Linked DNA regions of Homo sapiens: all the other regions are linked to region 6. Evidence: chromatin contacts called from ENCODE Hi-C or POLR2A ChIA-PET data. All regions are on one chromosome and are shown on one strand. The core of a region is the stretch at or near the end of the contact, and the rest is flanking DNA. Distances in the headings are between cores, read along the strand shown.

Region 1 (4,197 bases), core at 986-3,485, 400 kb after region 6:
TATTATTATTTTTTTGGTCGTGGGAGGAGTTTCCTATTTTGGGTATTTTTTTGTTTACTTTTGGTTTTGTCTGCAGGATTTCTCAGAGCTGTTAATATGTCCATTCCTAAGACTTGGATAGTATGAGGTAACTCTGAAACTTGCTTTACCTTATAGCTTTTTTTTTTTTTTTTTTTGAGATAGGGTCTCACTCTGTCACCCAGGCTGGAGCACAGTGATGTGATCACAGCTCACTGCAGCCTCGACTTCCCGTTCTCAAGCAATCCACCTGCCTCAGCCTTCTGAGTAGCTGGGACCACAGGCTAATTTTTTAATTTTTTTTGGTAGAGATGGGGTCCCACTACGTTGCTCAAGCTGGTCTTGAACTGGACTCAAGCAATCCTCCTGCCTCAGCCTCCAAAAGTGCTGGGATTACAGGTGTGAGCCCCTGCGCCTGGCCTCATCAAACTTTTTGAGTTAACAGTATATCGCGCAACTTACTCTGGGATATTCTGCTCCAGTGATGGAAAGAACTTTCCTATGTTGAAGTGAAGAAAAGACTGTGGGTGGGGGACTGGGCGATATGCCCTTCCTGGGAGGTCTGAGCCTCTAGTCTGCCACCCACCTGTTCCTAAAAGCTCTTTGAAAACCCTTCAACTGGATTAAGGCTTTCATTAACTTGCCTTTGTTCTCAGTGATTTGACCTTGGGTGAACTGCTCCATTTCTTTATGGCCCTTCCATTTTCTCCTCATTGAACTGGGATAATGGTCCCCAATGCAGTCCTGTCTTCCCGGGGCCTTTGGAGTCCCCAAAGTGTTTCTGTATGATATTTCCCTGAATTGTTCTGTATTATTTCCTCTGCAGCTTCTGTCTCCCCAGCTGGGTTGAAAGCACCTTGAGGGCAGTGGCCCTTCTTCGGATAGTGGTTCCAGGCTCCCCTAACACGGTGATAAGATGTAAACATCTTGGGGGAACCTCAAGTCTGGGAACTGGATTTGCTTCCCCACTCTGCCACTTAATGGTCACGTGACAAATCACTCAAGCTCCTGGAGGCTTATTTCCTTCTGCTTTAAAACAGTGGGGCTAACTGAGCAGAGGGAAAGTGATTTATAAACTCAGTTTCCATAGAATCCTAGTTATTTTTATTAGTCATTTATCCGACACATGCTAATTGTATTCCAGGCATTGTGGGAGATGTTGCTTCTGGGTCATCCACCTCATCTCTCCTTGTCTCTATTCGCCCATAGGGTGATGATCCTGGAAAATCATTCTTATAACGTCTGTGAGAAGCTCAGCACTCTGAAGAGATACACAGAGACTGTTCACATGAAGGAGTAACGGGTGACATCACATCAGCTCCGGTCCCCCAACCTTCCCTTCCTCTTAGGGGCAGCCATATACACAACCAAAAGCAAGCACACGGGACAAACTACTTTTTATTCTAGAAAGAGAAAAAGGGATTTCTGAACTCAGGTAAACTGGAAGTGAGGGATGTTGGGGGGAAGGGAAGGATCGAGGCAGAAAGGAGGGCCCAGGGATGAATGGAATTGCAGGGCCCAGCGGCAGAGCAGACAGACCCCCAGCACACATGTCAAACCCAAACAAGGGAATGTTTTGAGGCTGTGCGTCCGGCATGCCTCCGTCCCAGCCCCCTTAAGGACCACCCTGGGAAGTTCTCTAGAAAACCCATCCATCACAGACAACAGTCTGCTTTCTTTCCCCGCTGGTTCAACATCCATAGCACAAAAATGTGCTTCACTAATGGAAACCTTGTGCTGGGTTCTTGGAGCATTATGGCAGTGAGCGGCAGAAGAGGAAGTGAGTGTGTTTGAAAGAACACACACACACACCACGCACACACACACACACACGCATACACAGAAACAGGCCCAAGCCCCCTGTCCACAAATTCATGCACACAACCATTCACATAACTGTGGATACACAGAGGTGAACAGGGAACGCCTCACGACACTGGGACTGTGACAGCAACAACAGCTGATGAAGTCATTGCCCTCCAGCTCCCCCATCACCAAGAAGGGATGGGCGCCTCCCGCTTCTGTGTTTCTCAATGATTCAGTGTGTCTGGCTGGGGTTTTCACTGGCTCTTTCATACATTGTTGGAGAAAAAAAGAAAGAAAGAAGGAAAAAGATCAAATTTCAGTTCCCCTCAATTGCTCTGGGTTTGTGCAACCAAGTGTCATTGTGAGACTTCTGCCGCCCACGTCCTCAAAGGGCCCAGCACGTGGCTCAGTCTGCACCTAGACCGGGGCAATTAGTAGTTCCTTTTTCCTGTCATGAAGGGCAGCCCAAACATCAAAGGTCCCCATGTTGTTACCCTATCAACTGGTTTAGACCACGAGGCTGACTGAAGGCAGAGGCAACCAAGAAGCACTTTTGTATGTGAATAAAAAACAAGTATGGAATGTGGGCCGGGCAGGTGGCTCACGCCTGTAATCCCAGCGCTTTGGGAGGCCGAGGCAGGTAGATCACGAGGTCAGGAGATCGAGACTATCCTGGCTAACGTGGTGAAACCCCATCTCTACTAAAAATACAAAAAAATTAGCAGGGCGTGGTGGTGGGCACCCGTAGCCACAGCTACTCGGGAGGCTGAGGCAGGAGAATGGCGTGAACCTGGGAGGAGGAGCTTGCAGTGAGCCGAGATCGCGCCACTGTACTCCAGCCTGGGCGACAGAGCAAGACTCTCTCTCAAAAACAAAACAAAACAAAACAAATAAAACAAGTATGGAATGTGGAAAGAGCAGAGCCCTGGCCTAAACCTCAGGAGAACTAAGTTCTAGCCCTGGAGGCGCTAGGAACTGGCTGTGTGACCTTAGTCAGGTTACCCAGCCTCTCTGATTCTTAGAGCTGTCTGCTGTAAAATGAACAGGGCAGATAATGACAGTCTCCGAGGCCCTCCATTTCTGACCTTCTGTGATGAGAATGTTGTTCACTGGTTGCTATCTACATGAATGAAGATTTGCGGGGCATGGATAATACAAAACAATGGTGAGCTAACTTTAATGTTTTCTATTTTACTTTGTTTGCCTTTGGAATGTAACCAGAGCACACATTCAGACACTCACAAACTTCCTTCCTTCCCTGCCCCCTTTCCCTGCTCCTCTGTTTGGCCCTCCTGGCCAGGGGTGGGGGTGGAAGAATGTGAGGTTGGCTGGAAAGGCCGAGAGGATGCAGGAAGGTTTCTGGTTGGGGGCACGGAGGTTGTGGGGGAGGGGTGCTCCAGGGACCTGAGAATCGATTAGCTATAAGATCATTTTAATCCCTTCCGCTATCCAGAAAGGTGGGAGATTGTGAATAGCACATTCCTCACGCGAAATACCGTATATCCTTGCCTATGAGAAGCCCCGGGAAAAATAGTAGTGTGTTTAAATGATGAGCCTCAAGGAAAATCATCAGAGAAGTCCTCCTTCTTGTCAATTGTATATTTCAGTTTTCCTTTCCAGCCAAGATAGGGCCCCTGCAAAATCACGATTCCTAGGGCAGTCGTCATGCTTGTGGGGGTGGAGACTGGGAAGAGAGACAGGACCTTCATGGGGAAATAAATGTGCTATTTTTCTATTTTTACTCCACCTTGGCTTGGAAAATAGGATACTTTTCTTTTGCTGCAGCATCTCATATGTGAGCATATACGGTAATGGAGGCATTCCAGAGTCCAGCTGATAGCCAATCAGGAATTGGGGCCTTTCTGCATTTTTCCCTTTAAGAAAAAGTTTTGGGTCCTCTCAGGAGCAGCAAATCAACTGCAGTCTGCAGAGTTACCATCCCCTCCCCCACCTCCCACCCACCATCATGGGGACGGGGCGTTCGTGTTAGTTAGGTCAACCTGGGTCCTCTTCCTAGGGACAGCCCCGTGAAACACAAAGTCTTAGGTTTTGAAAGTAGGGTGCTGGGGATGGGAGAGAGAGGCTGGCAGGGGCTGGTGGCTGACCAGCTGGGGCCATTGCTTGGGGTGAGGGTGGTTGGAGGGAGAAAGAAGGAAGAGAGAGAACTCCGGGATGACATGCAGCTATGGATGCTCGCGTGGGTGTGCATATACGTGTGTGTGCGTGCGTGTGTCTCCCCACAGGACTGGACCAGTAGCAGGCTGGTGGAAAGCATGAGCAGCTCCATTCAGGAAGGGGAAGCAGCAGCTGTTTCCCCAGGAGACAGTGTCTGGGAGCAGCTGCAAGCTGGGAAGAGCCTGATGGCAAGGGAGC
Region 2 (4,280 bases), core at 105-2,604, 290 kb before region 6:
TCTGGTCCCAACCACAAACATGAGGGCACTAAATAATTCCACAACTACACCATCTTCAGAATCAGAGCACTAGGAAGGAGAGAGCTATTACTCATTTTGACCAGGAAGCCTTGTTTTATTTAGCAATGAGTATTTGCTAAGCGTATCTTCTACTCAATAGAACACCCTCACCATGTTTCTGTGAGACCAGAGTGATCCCCATTTTATACTGGAGGAACACAAGGTGTATGAGAAATGTGCCCAAGATCTCAATACTAGTGACTCGGAGAGCCAGGGTTTGAGCCCAGATCAGTCTGATACTGAGACCTGTGCTCTCTCTGTATATAGTATGCAAGAACTATCATTTCTTCAAAGTCTGAGCTGAATGGAAGCTCTCATAAGAGATTATTTTCAGAAGCTCCGTGTCTTAGCCAAGGGAGTAAGTGAATTAACACACTGGACTCCAAAATCCAGCTCTGTTATAAAGTAGTCATAGTAGCCACGTGGCCTTGGGCCAATCAAGTCATCACTCAGGACCCCAATTCTTTTTGGCATTTACAAAAGGAGAAAGCGGAGCTGGAGGATGGATCCGACCCCTTCCAGCTCCCATGGCTGGGAGGTTTTCCATCTCTCCCATAGAGAGGCTAGCCCAGACTGAACCAGAACGTTTTTTTCCTGACTAACGGTTTCTAGGAAAGAGGCTCATGCTGGCTGGCTCTCAGGCTCAACCCTGGTCCAATCCACTGTCAGCAGGACGGGGTCAAGCAGGTACTAACTTGGCTGGCTGCTTGTGGGTGATAACGAGTTATTGTGAAGGACTCTTGGGCCCTCTGATAGCTGCCTGACAATGCCCAACCAGAACAGTAAAGATCCACCAAGCCAGCCGCTCCGGGCCACATGCAACTTCAAGGACCACTTTGTGCATCTGCACCAAGGCTCCCTCTGTTTTGAGAAAGGAGAGCTCGTCGGTCCCATATTCCTCCGCAGTCCTTGCAAATCCTCTCACCTGGCAGGAAAGCCACTTAGGGTTGTTGTATAAGAGGAGGAGGCACAGCGGAGACCAGCTTTGTTGGCAGAGAGCTTACCTTTCCTGAAAGTCAGCGCTGAAAGATCAAAAGTCACTGAGGACCCTGCTGACTCCCCCACACCAACTCACAAAACCAACAACCCGTGGTGGGCAGGGCCTGAGAGAGGAAAGTGAACGATATCCTGCAAAAGTCTGCTAGGGGGTGGCTTCGTCTCAGTTGCAAGGCTGCTGAATAGGTAGGTAGGTAAAGGCCATGGGGAGAATCAGCATTTGGAACTCTTCCCTGGGTGCAGCGCCCCTGCCCGCATTGCCTGCAAGGCAAACCCCGCCTTCTCCCGCAGCCTCCCACTCCGCCCAAGCAGCCCAGGGACAGAGGCTGCAGGATTCTGACACAGGAAGTCTACAGTCACTGGGAGCCTCTCCAAGATACAGCCTGTGTGAAGGAAAAGGTCTGGACAAGGAGAGGAACAGTAAAGAGAAACAAAAGTCCTCGGTTTGAATGAGGAGAGATTTTGAGCCCGCAGCGGGTTGCGGGGTGGAGGATGGCGGAAGGGGCAGATGCCGTTACCGGGTTCTGTTTCTCTTTCGCTGGCCACCTTGTTAAGCTCCCATTGGCCAGGTGTCCGGAGTGGGACTCACCACTGCAGGGGGCTCCAGCCCCACACAGCCGCCTCCCAGGAAGGACTCAGGTGGGCTTTCAGGTTATCCGCGGTGGGATGCAGGGGTGAAGGAAGCTTTGGTGGTGGATGTGAGAATTTGGGATGGGGGTGTGGAACTTTACTGGCTCCTGCCATGCAGCGTGCACAGTGCTTTCTGCAGGATGGCATCGAAGGGGCTGGAGCTGGGGGGCAGCACGTCTCTGTCCTCAGACCACGGTGGAGGATGTGGACTGTCCAGGCTCCAAGCTGTCCATCCCTCAGTGCCATGACCTAACCGTTAAGTGGGATGGAGCATGGGAGGGGAACGCAACTGCACCTTTCAGAGAGAGGCCCTCTGAGCAGGAAGAGTGGCTGCAGTAGAAAAGATGTGGCTGAGAAGGGGAAGAAAGAGCCTCGCGAGCATCAGCACTAGGAGAGGCAATTGATTTCATCCTGTGAGTCTCAGGGGAGTGGAGGCTGCCCCTTCCAAAAGAACTGGCAGGACTGGCCATGAGCCAAGTAGGGAACAGCTGCTGCTGACTGAGGGAGAAGCTGTGCAGCCTCGGGCAATTCAGTCAACCTCTCTCGGCCAAGGACAATATAATAATGCCTGCTTTACTGACCTTAGTGAATTGTTACGATGTTCAATGGTGAAAGAGAGTTGTAAAATGTGAAGTGCAATTAAATGTATAGGTGCGATATTATCAGCAGAACTTCTTGGGCTGGAGGTACCCAACTATGGCTGCACACAAGAACCTCTAGAGACTTTTTTTTTTTTAAATCCTGAACTTGGAAACCACCCTAGATCAGTTATTCAAATTAGGGCAGGCAGTGAGCAGAAGGACAGGAAGTGGTACTTTTTTCAAAAGAATCTGGTGATGCTGATATCCTATGAAGGTTGAGACCTGCTACCTAAGACTTCCCCAAAATCCATGAAGGTGATCACTCAGAGCACATGTTTTTTAAAAAGGCATATTCTCAGGCTTCTCCCAGATCTTCTGAATCAAAATTTCAAGGGGTCCTGGCAACCTCTATATTTAGCGAGCAATAAGAGCAATGTGGACACGTTATGCCAGTGAAAAGTTTGTCGATTAGCTCCTTTTCTACTGGATAATCATATCCAGCAATGCTTCTGGACAGCACAGGCAAATCAGCTCAAGGAGGGGAAGCACCCTCCTCAGACGGTAAGTACAGACATGCTTTGGGGGGATGGGGTTACAGTAGACAGCCAAATCCCATCCTATTCCTGCTCCACCGGGGTGAAACTCCAATTATAAAATGACACATTTCCCAGCCAACGTGCCTGGGAACCTTAAGATAAAAAGGAAACGATGATGAGTTATCTATAACTAACAGCATCAATTATGAGTGCTTTATTGTGTCAATAGATTGTTCAGGCTTTCTTGCTTCACACACTGCGGACTCTGTTCCATTCATAAAATTATACAAACACTTGCATATCCATGCACATGCACTCACAAACACAGAGACCCCAAGCTCGTCAAACACACAAATGGGAGGACGAAGAGGATGACAGGAGCCGGTGAACTCTTATCAGGCAACTGCATTACTCCGTTCTAGCATTATTTGCAGGATTCCATGCTACATTAGCGATGTTCCCAGGTAACAGGACCCCAGGGATTCTTCATTTTAGCTCTTTCATCCCACAGGGGCAACACTAGTTTAGCAGATAAGAGCACGACTCTGGAGCCAGACTGCCCAGGCTGAAATCCTACCACCCCACTTACTGGCTGTGTGTGACTCTGGGCAAGCTACTTCTGTGAAATGGAGATAATAACGGGGCAACTGGGACGATTAAATGCGCTGGTACACATAAGCCCTTAGAGACATGCCTGGCAAACAAGATGCTATGTGAGTGTCCGCTGCTATCAGTGATTGTTGTTTCTGTTGTTGTTTTACTATAGGTGAGAAAGGTGATACCTAGAAAATTAATTGCTCACTTTGTTTACATCTCTTGACTCTTTTAGGAGTATAGCCAAGGAAGGAGTCATAAATGTGAACAAATATCTACACTACAAGTGTTCGTTGTAGCACCGTTCATTAGAAGCAACCTGAACGTCCAATAGGAAGTGGGTTACCAAAAGAATGCTGCATCTCCATGACGGCTATGTAGTAATTGCATGAGAAAACTAGAGACATAATATGAAGCTTTTCAGATGAAATGCTGAATGATCTCTATAGATATACAGATACAGACATAGACAAAGTTAGTCTGGGGGAGAAATACAACCAAGTTCCAACACTGAGTGTCTCTATAGAGATACAGATACAGACATAGACAAAGTTAGTCTGGGGGAGAAATACAACCGAGTTCCAACACTGAGTGTCTCTATAGAGATACAGATACAGACATAGACAAAGTTAGTCTGGGGGAGAAATACAACCGAGTTCCAACACTGAGTGTCTCTGGTGGGGGGGTTATGGGATTTTTATTTTCTCCCTTATACTTTTCTAAATTGGGGTAATTTTCGATGATGAGCAGATATTCCTTTTAGAGTCTGAAAATAAAGCGTTCAATTGAAGCAACTTACTCAAGGTCAAACAGCACATTAGGAGCCCACACAGGCTTCCTATCCCTGTCCAGGGACTGTGAGGCTTCGTGAGGCTGCACTAAG
Region 3 (3,868 bases), core at 855-3,354, 320 kb after region 6:
AGTGAGAAGGTCCCCGTAAGTGGCCTTTCAAAAGCGATTTAATTATTCTGAGTCTCAATTTCCTGTACTATTCAATGGGTGAAACTACCAAGAGCTACACCAAGTGGGTTTGCTGCAAGGATGAAATGAGAAAATGTATGCGAAGTGTCACATATGCCAGCCCTGCCTCCTAACTTCCTCTCTCTCTGCTGTGCACCCCAGCAGCGAGTGGTGTATATGTGGGAGGTTCTGTTACAGTGAATATTAGGGGCACCTTGATAAGAAGAAGTCACAGAAGACTGGAAATCCATCTGAGAGGAAAGATGGGGGCAGTCCAGCTCCTCTGTCTGGGCACTAATTAGGTCGGGGATTTGGGGGCTGATTTGATGTACCAAAAAGTCTTGCGTTTTGTCTACAGCATGAACGGCTCCTCTATCTTCCCCAACTCACCCACTCCAGTCTTTTGTGTGCACGTGACAACCTCAGTGGCAATGTCATTAGAACATACTTTATTTTTTATTTTCAGTTTTAGAGGCAGTTTAGCATGGTAGAAAGCATGTTGGCTTTTGTAGCAGAGATTACTAGGGCTTCTCCATACCTGGTTTTCCTCTTTCCTGGGCACAGAGAAGTCTACTTTCCCAGGTTCCTTGAAGTTAGGTGGGGCCCTGTGAATGACTAGCTAATGGAATGTGTTTGGTGGTGATACAGTCAGGTCATCTTCAGCCCTAAGCATGGAAGCCCCTGCGTGAAGCTCCAGCCCTTTGTCTTCAGGTAGATTGACAATAGAGGCCCCATGTTGGGGTGGGAAAAGGGAAGGGTAGCTGAGCTGCCACAAGGAGGAAAACTACCCTGGAGATGCACTCAGATCTGCAACCACTTTTGCGTGGGTGAAAAATACACTTTTATTATACAAAGCCACGGAAACTTTAGAGTTTACTTGTACCTGCAGCATAGCTTGGCTTATCCTGACTTATCCAGCCTTTTCTCAGATTATCCTGGGTTAGAATGCTGATTCCATCAGCTATAGGCTGAAAGGTCAGGATGGAACAAGTCACTGAATGAATCTGATCCTTCATTCTTCGTCTTTCAAATGGTAACAATATCTGACTCATAGAATTCTCGTCAAGGTAAGGTAAGCTAATGTATTTACAGTTCCTTTTGCAGTGTCTGGAACAGAGTAGGCAGTCATAACTCATAGCTATTATTATTATTACTATTTGCTAGGTTTGATGCCAGGAATAATAGGAGGGAAGATAAAGCATCTCTCTTCCTTAAAGTGAACAGATTTTATTTGAGAAAATGAGCTGTGTGCTCAAGATAATTTAACAGACCTTACAAGGGATTGTTGAAAGAGCTAAACACACAATGGAGGGGCTACCCGCCTTCTCTCTGTCTCCCGGGAGCTACCTACCTGACACATCCTGAGTCATACAAGGACTTGCACTTTTTGAATATTCTCTAAAGCCCTGGGTAGTACATGTGAGCTACCAGGTCATCATCTATATCTGCATTAAGGCTCTCAGTGGCACTAGATGGTGAGCAGCTTTGGAGATTGACTGGTTGATCTGACTGAGGATCCACAAGCTCTGCACAGATGTGGGCTTAAGAAACATGGGGAGGCAGAGAGTCCTGGGGAGCTCTCGACGTGGTCAACCCAGAGGCAGTGGGATAAACCTGAGGACTTCCAAGGCTATTCCAGCCCCGAGACATTAAACTTCTCCAAGCCAGAACTGCAGAAGCGAGACACATGTGTGGCCATTTACTGAGTTAAGAAAATCTTCCCTTCAGCGTTTGGTGGGCACGTGGGAGGGCCCAGAGTAAAACGGGCAAGAAAGGAGACAGAGTTAGCCTCTGGGCCGTCAGAGATCCTGTTCCTGTTTTTATGAAGGTTCTGACAGAGAAGGCTCAGCAGGCTGGACAAGGGCCAGACCGCAGGGGCATGGCGCGGGTTGCTGGGTGAATGTTCAGAAGTTGAGAAGCTGTCAACGCCCTTGCTGGATGATGGTGATTGCACGTCTATTAAGCGTTGAGGGATCCTAGAAAAAGGGCATGTTTCCCCCACTCACCAGCTCCCTACCTCTGTCAAAGGAAACTGAAAGCAAATATACTACACAAGGGTTTCCCCAGAGCCCCAGGGACAGAAAATTTGCTACATTGGAGCACTGAAGCATGACTTTCAAATCTAGAACAAACTTGTCCCATCTTGAGACCACCGGCGCAAATCTCACTTGTCTGTTTAATCTTCTTTATGATCAACTATTTGCGCAATTTGGGCCAAAATCGGGGGCTCCACCCAAACGCTGCCACAGAACAGACTCAATTTCAGAAGGCACTTTCTTCTCGCCAGACCACTTGCTCAAGCCGCTATACAGCCCTCTGCTCAGGCCCCATGCCCAAAGATTGGGAAACTAAGGCCAGGGAAAGGGTGACGTGTGTGAAGAATGTCACAGCAGCTTAGACGAGGAACCAGGAATAAGCCTGACATAGCTTTTTAGACCAACATTTTGTTAAGAGGTTCATGCAGCTGATGATCTTGGTCCAGGCAAGTCGCTTAACCTTCCTAATCCTCAGTTTCATCATCATCTTCTTTTTTTTTTTTTTTTTTTTTTTAGACAGAGTCTTGCTCTGTCGCCCAGGCTGGAGTGCAGTGGCTCAATCTCGGCTCACTGCAAGCTCCGCCTCCCGGGTTCACGCCATTCTCCTGCCTCAGCCTCCCGAGTAGCTGGGACTACAGCCGCCCACCACCACGCCCGGCTAATTTTTTTGTATTTTTTTAGTAGAGACGGGGTTTCACCGTGTTAGCCAGGGTGGTCTCCATCTCCTGACCTCGTGATCCGCCCACCTCCCAAAGTGCTGGGATTACAGGCGTGAGCCACTGTACCTGGCCGGGCCTCTGGAGTTCTTAGGGACACACCTGCAATGAGCTTGGGAGGTCCCCTGCTCCCTCTCCATTTCTTTTCCCTTCTCTTCTAAACAGCCTTTGATGCCTGTCTGTTGGACAAGCTTGCATGTTCATTTAATGCAGGATAAAGATGTTGGCGCCTAAGAGGGCCACACTGTCTCATCTGTCCCCATTGGCAAATCTTCTTCTCCCAGTTCATTCCTCTTTTGCAAAACATGGATTATTATACCCATCTGACAAGGTCTTTGTGAGGATTCGAGAGAACACGCAAAGCCCGACATGTACTAGGCCCTTGATAAATGACTCTGGTGGTATTTGTGTGTCACGTGCCATATGTAATGCTGGACACTATACATGTTGGCACTGCCCCATCTCCTGTTTCCTAGATCTGCCCTGTGGGTGACAAAGCACAGGTGCCTTCACTTCCATGTGGTAACCCTTTACTATGGAAAGACAACAATTCGGTCCCCCAGAAATCTTTTCTCCAGGCTATGTGGACCTGGATCCTCAGCTTTTGTTCATGTGAACACTAGATCTCCTCATCTGTTCACACACCTTTGGGATGGGCTCAGATTTGCCAGTATCCCTTTTAAAATAGGACGCTAGGAATGAACTCTGTGTTTCATGAGAAGGATCACCAGGGAGGCCACCATGTTTCCTTGCAGACCCAGTGGAAGTTAATACCAGTCACACCAAATGACCTATTTCAGAGATGTGCCATAAGATTTCTGGGGACAGGAGACTAAACAAACAAACAAAAAATACATGTCCTCGCAGGCGGTAGGTGGACTTTGGGATTCTAGAATATTCCATTTCCTGACTTGGGTGATGGTTACATGGGTTATTCATCTTGCAATGATTCATTGAGCTAAGTGTTTTAAAATAGCAGCTTGGTTGAAATACAATTCACGTGTTATACAACTCGCTCATTCAGAGTGTACAATTCAGTGATTTTTGAGTATATTCACAGAGTTATGCAATCATCAC
Region 4 (3,900 bases), core at 456-2,955, 380 kb after region 6:
GTTCATTTTATGATTTTTGACAAATGTATGGTGACATATACACCATTACAGTATCTAACGGCATAGTTTCACTGCCTTCAAAATCCCCTATGCCCTCTATTCATCTCTCACCCCTCCCCACAAATCCCCAGAAAATCTTTTAACTGTAGTTTTGCCTTTTCCTGAATGTCCTACAGCTGGAACCATACAGTATGTAAACTTTCAGATTAGCTTCTTTCATTTCACAGCATGCATTTGAGGTTCCTTCCTGTCTTTTCGTGGTTTGACAGCTCATTTCTTTTCAGAGTTGAATAATACTCCATTATGTGGATGCACCATTGTTGGTTGCTCCATTCACCTGCTGAAGGATATCTTGGTTATTTCCAAGGTTTGGCAATTAAGAATAAAGCTGCTGGCTGGGCACGGTGGCCCTCACCTGTAATCCCAGCACTCTGGGAGGCCGAGGCAGGTGCATCACCTGAGGTCAAGAGTTCAAGACCAGCCTGGCCAACATGGCGAAACCCCTGCTAAAAATGCAAAAACTAGCCGGGCATGGTGGTGGGCACCTGTAATCCCAGCTACTCGGGCAGCTGAGGCAGGAGAATCGCTTGAACCCAGGAAGCAGAGGTTGTAGTGAGCCAAGGTCGTGCCGTTGCTCTCCAGCCTGGGCGATAGAGCAAGACTCCATCTCAAAACAAAACAAAAGAAAACAAAACAACAAGCTGCTATAAATATCTGTGTGCAGGTTTTTGTGTGGACATAAATACCAAGGAGTTCAATCAGTTGTTGGCTTGTGTGGTAAAAGTGCATTTAGTTTTGTGAAAAACTGCCAAACTTGTCTTCCAAAGTGACTGTACCATTTTGCATCCCTGCTAGCAATGAATGAAAGTTCCTGTTGCTTCACATTCTGTCCAGCATTTGGTGTTTTCTATGTTCTGGAGCTGGCCATTCTAATAGCGTGTAATGGTGTCTTATCATTGTATTAATTTGCATTTCCCTGATGACATATGATGTTGAACATCTTTTCATGTGCTTATTTGCCATCTGTGTATCTTCTTTGGTGAGATATATTCAGTCTTTTTTTTTTTTTTTTTAGAGGCGGTGTCTTGCTATGTTGCCCAGGCTGGTCTCAAACTCCTGGGCTCAAGCAACCCTCCCGCCTCAGCCTCCCAAAGCGCTGGGACTACAGGTGAATCACCACACCCAGCCTATGCAAAGTCTTTGGTCTTTTTTAAAAATCAGATCGATTGTTTATCTCATTTAATTTTCACAACAGCCTTCTGAAGTTGCCCTGAGATGGAATATTATCCCAATTTTATAGGTAGCAGGGGGACCGGCGGGGCGCAGAGTTAAATGGCTTGCCCAAGCTCATAAGTAGACACACCTAGATGGCTGGCCTGCTGCTTCCTGGTTCTGTTCTCCTTTGGCTCATTCACCAGGTGGCCTATCCCCAGCCCCCACCCAGTTTTGTTGAAAGCAGCTGAGGACAAGATAGCAAAGTTCTGATAATCCCAGGCAGGCTTCCTGGAATCAGTGTGGGGGAGCTGGGGAACACCCCAGAATAGTGCCAAGACCTTGCTGAGGACTCCACCCACAGGAAATCCCCTGGTCTGTGGCGCCTCTGATGACAGATTTGACCAACTGCCCTGAAGTGTGTGATACAAGGCCTGCTCAGGACTGTTTCCTGGGTGCTTCTTGGGGCCAGGCCATGGGCTGGACGTGAGACAGTGGGTGGAAGTGGGGTGGAAATTCTACTAATTGCTATGGCTTTTGCTTCTGGGGAATTCCACTCTCACCCCATAGCCCTCTGCAGCCATCACAGTAAGCCTGCTTTCTTTAAAAGTAGGAAGTCACTGACACCTGTCACCCTCTATGTCTTAATTTTCCCCATTTCTTTCCCCATCGAACTCAGGAACCATAATCAAGAATTATCATGAAAGACCCTGTTAGTTCCAGTTTCCAGATGAGTAGAAAGTATCGCAATTTTTTGTTATGTTTTAATTAATTGTTAAGTATCTAAACAACGTAAAACTGATTCTCCCTGTAAAACTTGGACCTTACACATAAAGTCCCATAGGACCAGGCCGGGCGCAGTGGCTCACACCTGTAATCCCAGCACTTTAGGAGGCTGAGGCGGGTGCATCACCTGAGGTGAGGAGTCCAAGACCAGCCTGGCCAACATGGTGAAACCCTGTCTCTACTAAAAGTACAAAAATTAGCCGGGCATGATGGCAGGCACCTCTAATCCCAGCTACTCGGGAGGCTGAGGCAGGAGAATCACTTGAACCCGGTAGGTGGAGGTTGCAGTGAGCTCAGATCGCGCCACTGCACTCCGGTCTGGGTGACAGAGGAATACCCTGTCTAAAAACAAACAAACAAAAAAAACCTCCTGCAGGATCAGACAGCACCTACTCTATCTCCTGGTAACCAGGCCTGCCTGTAAAACAGGACCAGTGGAGGTCTCTTGCTTTCCCATCTTCTCTTCCCGCTGCCCCTTCCCTGGACCTAAGGGTGCGCACAAAGGCAACAATTGTCAGGAAAATGGATCCAGAAATGTAGCAGGCTCGGGAGTCTCTCGCAAGAGAATTCTGGCGTCCCAGTTTCCAGGGACTGTGATCTGGAAAGGGAAGTGCCACTAAATGCAGAACTTTTTGTCCCAAGGGAAGGATCCAGAGGGGACCAGAGTAGGACATCATTGACCTGGATTTAAGGGCAATGTTGCTGGGATCCTTCTCCCCTCTCTCACTAAACTCGAAGCTGTTACCAGGTTTCCCTTTAATTTACTGACATATGGAATACAGTGTCTTTATGCATAGAGAATGAAAAGCATTGTTACAAAGGTTATTTCCCTTCACTGCATGAATAAGATCATACTGTATGTATTGTGCTTCAGCTTGCTTTTGTTCACTTAACTCTGCAGTGGGGATTTTTCCACGTAGCTCTATGTTTTTGTTTTCAACTATGGCTTAGTATCCTGTGGGTGTGATTACACTCTAGTTCAGTTAAAGATAAGCACTATTGGTTTAGTACAGGTTAGGTGCTGTAACATAATACATACATTCCTGAAAAACTTTGTATTCTGTAAAACTGCACACTAAAAATAACAGGCTAAAAATAATAGGATTGGGCAGGCCTGAGAAATCTATGCAACTCGGTAATAGAGCACTAATAAAAACAGTAATTGGTGCCTTCAGAGAAAACCTAGACAGCCCAGGCAACAATTCTACTTTGGAAAGTTGCCTCTGGGGATATTAAAACTTGCACAAAACTATAGAGTGGTACTGCTGGTTGCAGGTGCTGAGATGGTGCAGATGGAAGTGGACTCTGGGCCAGGTGGGCATAGGAGGAAGTGCAACCTGCTTCCTAGGATGAGCCTTTCTGGGAAGCAAACCCAGGTGCAGGCATGCATTTGCAATTTTCTTAAAATAGAGCTGAAAGGGCTCTTACCTAAGCAAAAGCCAAGTTGAGGGCTTTTCCCTTTCTTGTTGAAGGTTAGAATTCTACTCCTGCTACTTTAGCTCTTCTTGCTAGGAAAAAATCCATATGAACCCACCCAACTTTCACTTTATAAGCACTTAATTTCCCTATTTATTAGCTGTGGATGAGTTCTTATAGGAACATGTGTTGTAGAAGAATAGATGGTAGACTAGAACATAGTATATGCTCAGTAAATATTTGTATAGGAAAAGAGGAAAGGAAGGAAAAAGGAGAAAGAGAAAGAAAAGAGGGAAGGAGGGAGGAAGGAAGGAAGAAGAGAAGGAAGAAAGGAAAGAAAGAAAGAGGAAAGGAGGGAAAGACTAAGAATAATTTTCTTTTTTTTGGGATGGAGTTTCACTCTTGTTGCCCAGGCTGGAGTGCAGTAGCACGATCTCTGCTCACTGCAACCTCCGCCTCCCGGGTTCAAGTGATTCTCCTGCCTCA
Region 5 (4,048 bases), core at 89-2,588, 510 kb after region 6:
CTCTCAGGTCACCTTTATCTATATAAAAATAACAACAAAAAGACCCCTAGTGCTATGCAGTTTTCAAAGCAATTACTCACACATTATTCCATTTCATCGTGGAGTGTCAGAGTTGTAAGGGACTTTAAGAGGTCAATTAGCTTAATCCCTCATCCTGCTGCAGATGAAAAGGAGACTGAGAATAGGCAAGTGACTTGCCCAAGGTCACACCCCTGTGTTAGCAGCACAGTGCAATGCTCTTTTTTACCAAACCACACTTCTCACACACAGAAGTAGCCAGTGCTCCAATGGTCTCTTGATTCAGAGCGCTCTAAGAGTTTCACTCTGCCTGGATTTCAAAGCCCTTCAAAGGAGGGAGGGTGGTGCCTGCCTTATCTTTCAAAGATTCCCAAGCGCAGAGATTCTATGGCATCTCTCTGGTCAACTCTTTTTTTTTTTTTTTTTTTTTTTTTTAGACGGAGTCTCACTCTTGTTGCCCATGTTGGAGTGCAATGGTGCAACCTCGGCTCACTGCAACCTCCGCCTCCCAGGTTCAAACGATTCTCCTGCCTCAGCCTTCCGAGTAGCTGGGATTACAGGCAGTTGCCACCACGCCCGGCTAATGTTTTGTATTTTTAATAGAGACGGGGTTTCACCATGTTGGCCAAGCTGGTCTCGAACTCCTGACCTCAGGTGATCCACCCACCTCGGCCTCCCAAAGTGCTGGGATTACAGGAACGAGTCACCGCACCCAGCCTCCGGTCAACTCATAATTTGCTGCCACAGTCGGCTAATCTGGTCTTCACAGTATTGTATCCCCATTACCAAGAGTGCCTAAGCTATTAACCCACCAGTAACAGGTGCCAAATTGCCTCTTCTTCTGCACAAGATGTTCGTTTAAAATCAAATTGCACATAAACCCCTCCAGTCCCAACTCACTTCCCTCAGCCCTCGGCCTTTTTTGGTCTTCTTTCCCCTTGGTGCTCCCAATCCTGCCTACTGGGCGTCTCTAAGATGACGTTGGGAGGGGAAGCTGGGTGGCCTGGGGGAGCAGCTATGGAGTTGTGCAGGAGCAGGCGGGCAAGTCACAGGGCTTTATCCACCCCGCGCCCACAGGCCCCAGGAAGGGGTACCGCGATCGCCTGATGTCACTACACTCATGGACTCTTCCAGACCGGCTCTCTCATCTTACAGATGGGGAAACTGAGGCCGGGAGTGCAGAAGGGGCTTGCCCAAGCACGTTAGTAAGACTAAGCTGGGAGAACACGCCAAGTTTCCACACTCCCAGGCCAGCTCACTTCCTCTACTGTCCGCCTTCCCCTTCGCCCATGAGGAAACTGAAGCTTAGGGAGGTGGAGAGATGACCTAGAACCGCTCGGCTTCCCCAGGCCGGGTCCAGGAGCAGAAGCGCGGAGAGAGGGGAGAAAGGGAGGCCGGGACCGGGCACAACTCCAGGGGGCACTGCTCGCCCCGCGGTCTACGTGCCCCCCGGCCCTTTGTGCCCTGCTGAAGTTGGGGAGAGGGCGCAGGGAAGAAAGGGCAGGTGCCCTGACCCTCCAGAAAACCAGCCCCTCGGGGCCGCCCAGAGTCGGGGAGGCCTGGCCCCCGGCACTGCCCACGGCCTCTCCTCCGGGGAGACGGGGTCCGAATGCCTTTCCCCATTCAGCGGGATTATCCCTTTTGAATTGTTTAAAAAAAAAAAAAAAAAGCTGCAGCTAGCGAACCCTGCCTGACAACACCGAAGGAATTTTTCCCAGGGATCGGCCGAAAGCTGACTCACATTTAAAGGCTTGCCCGAAGTGGTCATGCCCCTCTGAGCAAATACCACAGGCATGCGAGCACGCGTCCGCGGCCTCCTGGCGGCGCGGCCTCCGGGCGCGGCCGGCGATTGGAGCAGCGCAGCGCCCCTTCTCCCCCGCGCAGCCAATCGCAGCGCCGCGCCTCTGGGTTGCTAGCCGGGCCGCCGGGCGCGGGGAGGCGCGGGCGGGGAGTTGTCCCTGCTCGTTTCCCGGCCCCGGGCGGGGGCGCGGCGGGCGGGCGGGAGGCTCAGGCAGTGGGTTTCGGCAAGTATGGCCCTGGAGGGAAAGCCAAGGAAAGGGCTGAGCCACCTACGCCGCAGGCCCTTTGAGCCCCGCGGTCCCCCTCCGGAATGTGCGCGGCGGCGAGAGGCGCTCGGCCTGGGCCCGGCTTGGAGGCGCATTGCTGCGCATCTTCCCCGGACCGCAGGAGCCTGGCCTGCGAGCCACCCTCGCCTGCCTCAAAACTCCGACGCCCGGCAGTCATCTCCTGGCCACTCCACCATTGCAGAAGGCAGCGGGGGGAGGGGGGCACGGGCTCATAAATCGCGGAAGAGCAGTCAGAGACCCTAGTTCACAGCTACATTACAACCAGATTAACGTGCGATCCTGGCCAAGGCTTCTCACAATTGTAGTTCTGGTGTTTTGGGGTTTTTTTCTCGTGTTTCAAATGAGAGGTTTGAGCAGGATCATTAGAGTCCTTGGCGCTAAGATTCAGGTTCTTGTAAGAACCGAGATCCAGTTCTTATACTTCAGCCCCAAACGATTTTCCACGCAGCGGCCCAAGTGCTTTTCTCAACATGTAAATGGCATCATGTCATTCCCCCACCTTAGTACCTCTGAGCATCTCTGTCCCTCTCCATCCAGCTTTATCCCAGTGGTCTTTCTGGGCTGCTTGAAATTACTGCCCCTCTCCCCCAGCTTTTTCCTGCCTCAGGCCTTTGCGCGTGCTGTTTCCTTCACTATCTCTTGGCCAATTCCTAACTCATCCTTCAGGTCTCCGCATAAATGGCATTTTACTAGTGAAGCCTTCCCTGTGCCCCAATCTGAATGAGGTCCCACTGCTACTCCCACGTGACACCCTGCGGTTTTCCATCATGCCTATGTTAAAAGCTGTAATTTTCTAATTTTATTTGCTTACTATCTCTTCCACTAGAAAGGACAGAGGCCACTTCTATTTTGTACCCCATCAGAACAGTTAAATTATCCCCAGGTAAGTAAAGAATTATCATACCCATTTAACAGATAAGGTGGTGGAAGTTGAGACAGGTTAGATAACTTACCTAGGTTCAAATAGCCAAAGGTGTTAGAACCTATGGGCTTCTACTTCTGTCAGGAAATTGGATTATAAAATAATAGGCCTTCCAAGAAATAGCAAATAAATTGCTAGAACAGATGGCTTTAGCACTTTAGATGCTGTGGTTTTGCCCCTGCCCTTCAGGACTCTTTCCATACCAATGAAAGTTCTATTCCTTTATTCATTCAACAAATATTTATGGTGTATCTATTATAAGCTAAGCAGCACAATCGTAAACAAGAGATTTCCTTTCCAGAATCTACAGAACACTAGCTACACAGTACAGCCTTTTCTACCATGGAGCAGTATCCAAACTGTCCATTTAGTTAAGAATTTTGGTCATCTTTTCTGATATTTTGTTTATTTTGGTGTCTGTTCTGATATGTGGTAGGCTTAGCCTACCAGATACATGTATATATAGATGTATACCTACCATATGTGTGTGAATATATGTATATACGCACACATCCTTTTTTTTTTTTTTTTTTTTGAGACAGGGTCTCACTGTTGCCCATGCCCAGGCTGGAGTGGTGGTCACAATCATGGCTCACTGCAGCCTTGAGCTCCCTGGACTCAAGTGATCCTCCCACCTCAGCCTCCCGAGTAGCTGGGACTACAGGTGCACCCCACCACACCTGGCTAATTTTTGTATTTTTTTCTAGACACAAGGTTTCGCCATATTGCCCAGGCTGATCTCGAACTCCTGGGCTCAAGTGATCCTCCCGCCTCAGCCTCCCACAGTGCTGGGATTACAGGTGTGAGCCACCATGCCCAGCTGCCTGTATTTTTTATTGGACTAAAAAATGCATCCCAAAACTTGGTCAAAAAAATAAATTTCTTTTAAAATGTATACTGCTGTTAGGTGGGGCACAGTGGCTTAGGCTTGTAATCCCAGCACTTTGGGAGGCCGAGGCGGGCGGATCACCTGAGGTCGGGAGTTTGAGACCAGCCTGACCAACATGAAGAAACACCGTCT
Region 6 (4,292 bases), core at 505-3,004:
CTCCTAACCTTCCTTTTCCTAGTCTTCCCTATCTTAATACAAAGATCATCCATCCTGTAGCTCAGACCAAAACTATTGTGGAGTCATCTCTGATTCTTTCTTTCCCTTACCTGTACATCTACTTCATCAGCAAGTTCTGTCCACAGTGCCTCCGAAATACATCCCAAATTCATCTGTTCCATTCCATGCCCACTAATAATACCCTATCCCAAACCGCTCTCCAATGATATAATACCTGATTTTCCTGCTCCCGTTCTGGTCACCCTATCCATCATTTATTCTCCACCAACAGCCAGTGACCTTTATAAAAGCAAACTTAGATTCCTCTCCCCTACTTAAAACCCTCCACTGACTTCCCATTGACTTAAAATAAAACCTAAACTCCTTTCTAAGACTTACAAGACCCTATCTGTTCTGGCACCTGCCTATTTCTCTGGCCTAATCCCCCTACGATTCTCCCCACTGCTTGTTAATCCTATAGCATTAGACTGTCCCTAAAATATGGTCAAGTATGGGGCCTTGGCTCCTATTCCCTCTACCCTGATTCATGACTCAGTGCATGCATTATCGCCTCAGAGTCACATATTAACTACTATATTTAAAGTAGTGCTTTCCTCTTTCGCACTCTCATATTTCGAGGCTTATTTTCGGCCCCCTAACCTCACCTCCCACTGGAATGTAACCTCCAGCACCTCGTACACTAAAGAAGTGAATATATTCAATAACTTTATTAAATGAATGGCTAACTATAGGCTTCCATGGCACTCAACTGTGTAAATAGAAGAATCGTTTCTAATACCACGATGGAAAGCACAGAGGATCTTGAGTGAGATGACTTAGGTTTGAGTATTGCCCTGCCACTTACTGGGCTGTATGACTCAGATAACTTACCCTCTATACGTAGAAATGTTAAATCAATACAACAGGAATGCTTACTCTTTCTATATCAAATAACTACAGTGATAAACAAATAAAATAACACATAATTGGGCGCTCGGTGAAATGTAAAGCGCTGTTCAAACGCTAACAAGGTCTTGGTAAAAGAAACGGCGACGGTTGTGAAGGGAGGCAAAGAGAAGGAAAAAGCTACGATGCTAGGATACTTCTGAGCAACGGGTGGCTCTCACTGGAGACTGGGTTCTTGATAACCGTCCATCCTAACCCCACCATCGCTGCCCTCCGGTCTTACTCGATCCTTTCCCCTTAGTCTCATGTCTTTTCCCTTAGTTTTCCTCCCACCCCCGACGAATGTCAGGAACTACCCACCTCACAGGCCGCACCATGGTCCCTTTCAAGGCTTGGTATTTACAGTTCTCAAATTCTTGTTGGCTTCAGCGGCGGTTTCAATTCCCGCCCAAAACCAGACTTCGGAGCCCTCCGCCCCCTGTTACCAGTCGTCCAATCATCACCAGCCATGCTTGCGGCGGCGCACGCGCTGTGGGGAAAGCGAATTTGCTCCCGCCCTCCCCAAGGCACCGCTTTTCCGTATCCGGTCCACCAGAGCCGAGTTTGTGCTTTGTCCCTGCACTTTCGTCACAACGGCGGATTTGCCCTGTCTCTGAAATACAGAATAACAATAGAAATACACCTTATTGCACCTTTCAAATTGTTAAATTGAAACAGGTTGGGACATAGGGGCACTTGGACTGAGAAATTTTCTACAAGATGCCAGGAAATAGAAAAGGATGTGGCGAATCTACGTTCGCGGATCCGCGGTGTGGAAAAAGTATGTCGGCAAGTCAGCTGGTTTCCCAGTGCAGGACGCGCTGACAGCTCGAGTGAGCGGACTGCCCAGGACTTCGGAACTAGACGAGGTGAGCCCAGAACCGAGTGAGGATGCCCTTTCAGACTGACAACCGTTACAGAGGGATTAGTCCCCTCACCCGGCTGAAGTTTCTCAGCTCGACCGTCTGTCTTCCTTTTCCCTGATTAATGTGAGCCTCAGAGCCTCCGCTCTGTTGGCTGTGTGTGTTCGGTCCAGACCTTCCATCCCATTTTCTTATGGGAAACCTTCCTGGATTTCACGGTTGCTAAAACTGAACCCAGGCTTCAGGATAGACCATTAGTCTAAAAAAAGAGCGAGAGGAGAAAGAACTAAAGTTATCAGTTTCTTGAAACACAAGTCTAAATGTTGAACCAGAGCTTTTGTGTCTGCCTTCTCTTTTTTTTTTCAACATTCCTGATTCATTCATATTTTTGCATTTATCAGTGGTTGATTCTTTTTTATTGCTGTGTAGTATTTATCTCATAAAATAAACAAGTTTACTATTCTCCTACTAATACGCATTTTGGTTGTTTCCAGTTTGGGGTATTATAAATAAAACTTATATGAGCATTCTTCTGGGTGTACTTTAGCGAACATATGCGTGTGTGTGTATTTGGATATATACTTAGGAATGAAATTTCTACATCATAGAATATACCTTTATGTAGTTTTGGTAGTTTTCTAACATTATAAAAATTTGTATTGCTTTACGTTTAATTTTAATTCTTTCTGAGTAAAACAAATACCCTATCTCTTTGCATTATGGTGAAATAGACGAAGATTTTTGTGTATAGCCTACATACAGATTTGAAAATATAGTCTGGATAATTCAACTTAGCCCCGCCCCACGACATGTACAAAAGTCCTTTGAGTTTTTTTTATATTTCAGGTGATATCTTTTTAAATAACCGTATGAATAATTTTTTGTTCTTTATTTTTCCAGTGAGCACCATAAAATAAAAACGCCATACAATCCAACAATTATTTATTAGTTCTTGCCATTCGCAACATCCTGCCTAATACATGGAATACAAGACAGTATTCCTTCCACTTCAAGAAGACTGTTTTCTAGCCAAGAGTAAGAAATAGAGCGTGATAAGTGCCATGATTCAAATAAGTCTAGGCTAATATGAGAGCCTGTCGGGACCCAATCCAGTTTTAGGGAGTTGGATAAGTCTTCCTAGAGGCTTAACTGAGACCTGAAGAATTAGCAATTGTTATCCAATGAAATTAAGATCAGTAAGAGTGCTCTAGGCAAAGGAAAAGGCATTCAAAAAGATTCGGCATGGAAGGAGAAGTTTGGTGTTGACAGAAGTTCAGAATGGCTGGAAAATAAAATTTGTGAATTTGTGTATTAGGAAGGAGAGGTGCAGTTTCTGAGAGAAGAGTGGAAATATAAGCAGGGGTGTTGTAAACTGGGATAAAGAGTTTGCATTTTATCCTGAGAGCAATGGAATGTCATAGAAAGTTTTTAAGCGGATGAACAACATGATCAGATAAGTATATTCCTTTTTTAAAAAGGAAGATTACTATAACTTCAGTGTAGAAAATAATGTAAGAACTGATTTGATGGGAGAAAGCCTAGCCATAGGAAGTCCAGTTACAAGGCTGATGAATAAATAAATCTTTAATTGATGTTGATTCTTACTGCCTTTAACTAGATTTTCTTCTTCCTTAGTAGTGTCTAGTTTGCCTTTGGGGTGTGGGCCGGAAGTGGAGGTCCTGTACTCTCTCTTTTCTGTGTATCTTCTTCCCACATGGAAATCTTTCTAACACTTTCTTACTCCCCTTCCCCCAGTCGGATCTCATGACCACAACCTCTAAGTTCTCCAGGATCACTCCTTGGTCCCTGATCTGCTTCTTTGACTTTCTTTTTACCAACGGTTTCTTAAGCTTTGTATTTCCCCACCCATGAACTCTCCCTAAGAATTCTCTCTGCTCTTCTCTCCATGGTCCTTCCCTATTATTGAGAACCCTGCCTTGGAATATAAAGTACTTTATGGCCATAATTTTTTTTCTTAAATCAAGTTTAAAACAAAGTGTCTTTTTTTTTTTTTTTAAAGAAGCACTTTGTTTTCATCATGAAGATGGAAGTACAGGGATAAACACTTGGGAAAAACTAGAATAATTGGCTCATAGACAAAATCTCTTGAATGGTGGAATGTTTTCTTAGAAATGGGACAGCAATAATGAAACATAATTTCTTTATGGACTTATAACCTACTGCTTTTTTGTTAGTTCTGTAGAAATCCTGTCAAAGAATATGAAGAAAAACAGAGAAAGATTCTGCAATAGAGAGAGAGAATTTGTATATAAATTTAAAGTAGGAAGTCAGTGCTTAGAACTGAGAGTGCCACTCAAATTTCCTGTTCAAGAGAATGCCAGTCATTTGCATGGACGTCTGATGCTGCTGCACAGTTTACCGTGCTTTATAGAAAAAGGTGAGGACTGTTTTTTTTTTTAAGTAACACCACTTTATTAGTTTCAATAGTCTGTCATTGGAAGTTTCATATTAGAAAGCATAAAC

What was found. A loop is a pair of places that touch in the nucleus more often than their neighbours do. ChIA-PET counts read pairs that join two places held with the same protein, here RNA polymerase II (POLR2A). Pooled maps may share reads with other maps.
Region 1: a pooled map shows a loop between it and region 6 (5-fold over the local background). The contact joins the enhancer-like site here to the promoter of FERRY3 in region 6. A Hi-C loop is called at or near these places in 1 of 168 maps with a recorded cell type or tissue (naive thymus-derived CD4-positive, alpha-beta T cell), 5 of 37 single-sample maps with no recorded cell type and 6 of 50 pooled maps.
Region 2: a loop to region 6 is called in a map of OCI-LY7, with 3 times the contacts of the local background. The contact joins the promoter of KCNA6-AS1 here to the promoter of FERRY3 in region 6. A Hi-C loop is called at or near these places in 1 of 168 maps with a recorded cell type or tissue (OCI-LY7), 2 of 37 single-sample maps with no recorded cell type and 11 of 50 pooled maps. POLR2A ChIA-PET finds 5 or more read pairs at or near these places in 2 of 52 experiments (HEK293T and OCI-LY7).
Region 3: a pooled map shows a loop between it and region 6 (4-fold over the local background). The contact joins the enhancer-like site here to the promoter of FERRY3 in region 6. A Hi-C loop is called at or near these places in 2 of 50 pooled maps. POLR2A ChIA-PET finds 5 or more read pairs at or near these places in 2 of 52 experiments (GM10248 and activated T-cell).
Region 4: a pooled map shows a loop between it and region 6 (3-fold over the local background). The contact joins the enhancer-like site here to the promoter of FERRY3 in region 6. A Hi-C loop is called at or near these places in 1 of 168 maps with a recorded cell type or tissue (naive thymus-derived CD4-positive, alpha-beta T cell), 5 of 37 single-sample maps with no recorded cell type and 9 of 50 pooled maps.
Region 5: a loop to region 6 is called in a map of ascending aorta, with 4 times the contacts of the local background. The contact joins the enhancer-like site here to the promoter of FERRY3 in region 6. A Hi-C loop is called at or near these places in 1 of 168 maps with a recorded cell type or tissue (ascending aorta) and 10 of 50 pooled maps.

What each region holds. Positions count from the first base shown.
Region 1 is chr12:4,134,054-4,138,250 of GRCh38, reverse strand. No RefSeq gene overlaps it. Among named protein-coding and RNA genes, the nearest start is that of LINC03141, 120 kb to the right of the region's middle. RefSeq lists an enhancer at 2,915-3,520. Within about 2 kb of position 2,235, at least 7 of the 41 ENCODE cell types and tissues checked have a DNase peak (open chromatin) inside an H3K27ac peak, as active enhancers do.
Region 2 is chr12:4,827,845-4,832,124 of GRCh38, reverse strand. It overlaps KCNA6-AS1 (KCNA6 antisense RNA 1), which reads left to right and starts at 1,354. Exons shown (of 3, transcript NR_199077.1): 1 at 1,354-1,695. It also overlaps a transcript of KCNA6 not described here. RefSeq lists enhancers at 1,375-1,876, 2,306-2,465, 2,526-2,715.
Region 3 is chr12:4,213,592-4,217,459 of GRCh38, reverse strand. No RefSeq gene overlaps it. Among named protein-coding and RNA genes, the nearest start is that of CCND2, 58 kb to the left of the region's middle. RefSeq lists an enhancer at 2,152-2,371. Within about 2 kb of position 2,104, at least 9 of the 41 ENCODE cell types and tissues checked have a DNase peak (open chromatin) inside an H3K27ac peak, as active enhancers do.
Region 4 is chr12:4,151,341-4,155,240 of GRCh38, reverse strand. No RefSeq gene overlaps it. Among named protein-coding and RNA genes, the nearest start is that of CCND2, 120 kb to the left of the region's middle. RefSeq lists an enhancer at 1,329-1,698 and a cis regulatory region at 1,226-1,819. Within about 2 kb of position 1,705, at least 10 of the 41 ENCODE cell types and tissues checked have a DNase peak (open chromatin) inside an H3K27ac peak, as active enhancers do.
Region 5 is chr12:4,029,226-4,033,273 of GRCh38, reverse strand. No RefSeq gene overlaps it. Among named protein-coding and RNA genes, the nearest start is that of LINC03141, 19 kb to the right of the region's middle. RefSeq lists a silencer at 1,873-2,112. Within about 2 kb of position 1,338, at least 21 of the 41 ENCODE cell types and tissues checked have a DNase peak (open chromatin) inside an H3K27ac peak, as active enhancers do; they include ascending aorta, where a contact is called at or near this core.
Region 6 is chr12:4,535,931-4,540,222 of GRCh38, reverse strand. FERRY3 (FERRY endosomal RAB5 effector complex subunit 3) reads left to right here and starts at 1,754. Exons shown (of 14, transcript NM_020374.4): 1 at 1,754-1,814; 2 at 4,004-4,206. The coding sequence starts at 4,029. It overlaps RAD51AP1 (RAD51 associated protein 1), which reads right to left and starts at 1,333. Exons shown (of 9, transcript NM_006479.5): 1 at 1,267-1,333. The coding sequence starts at 1,283. RefSeq lists enhancers at 901-1,509, 1,510-2,119 and a silencer at 1,725-1,774.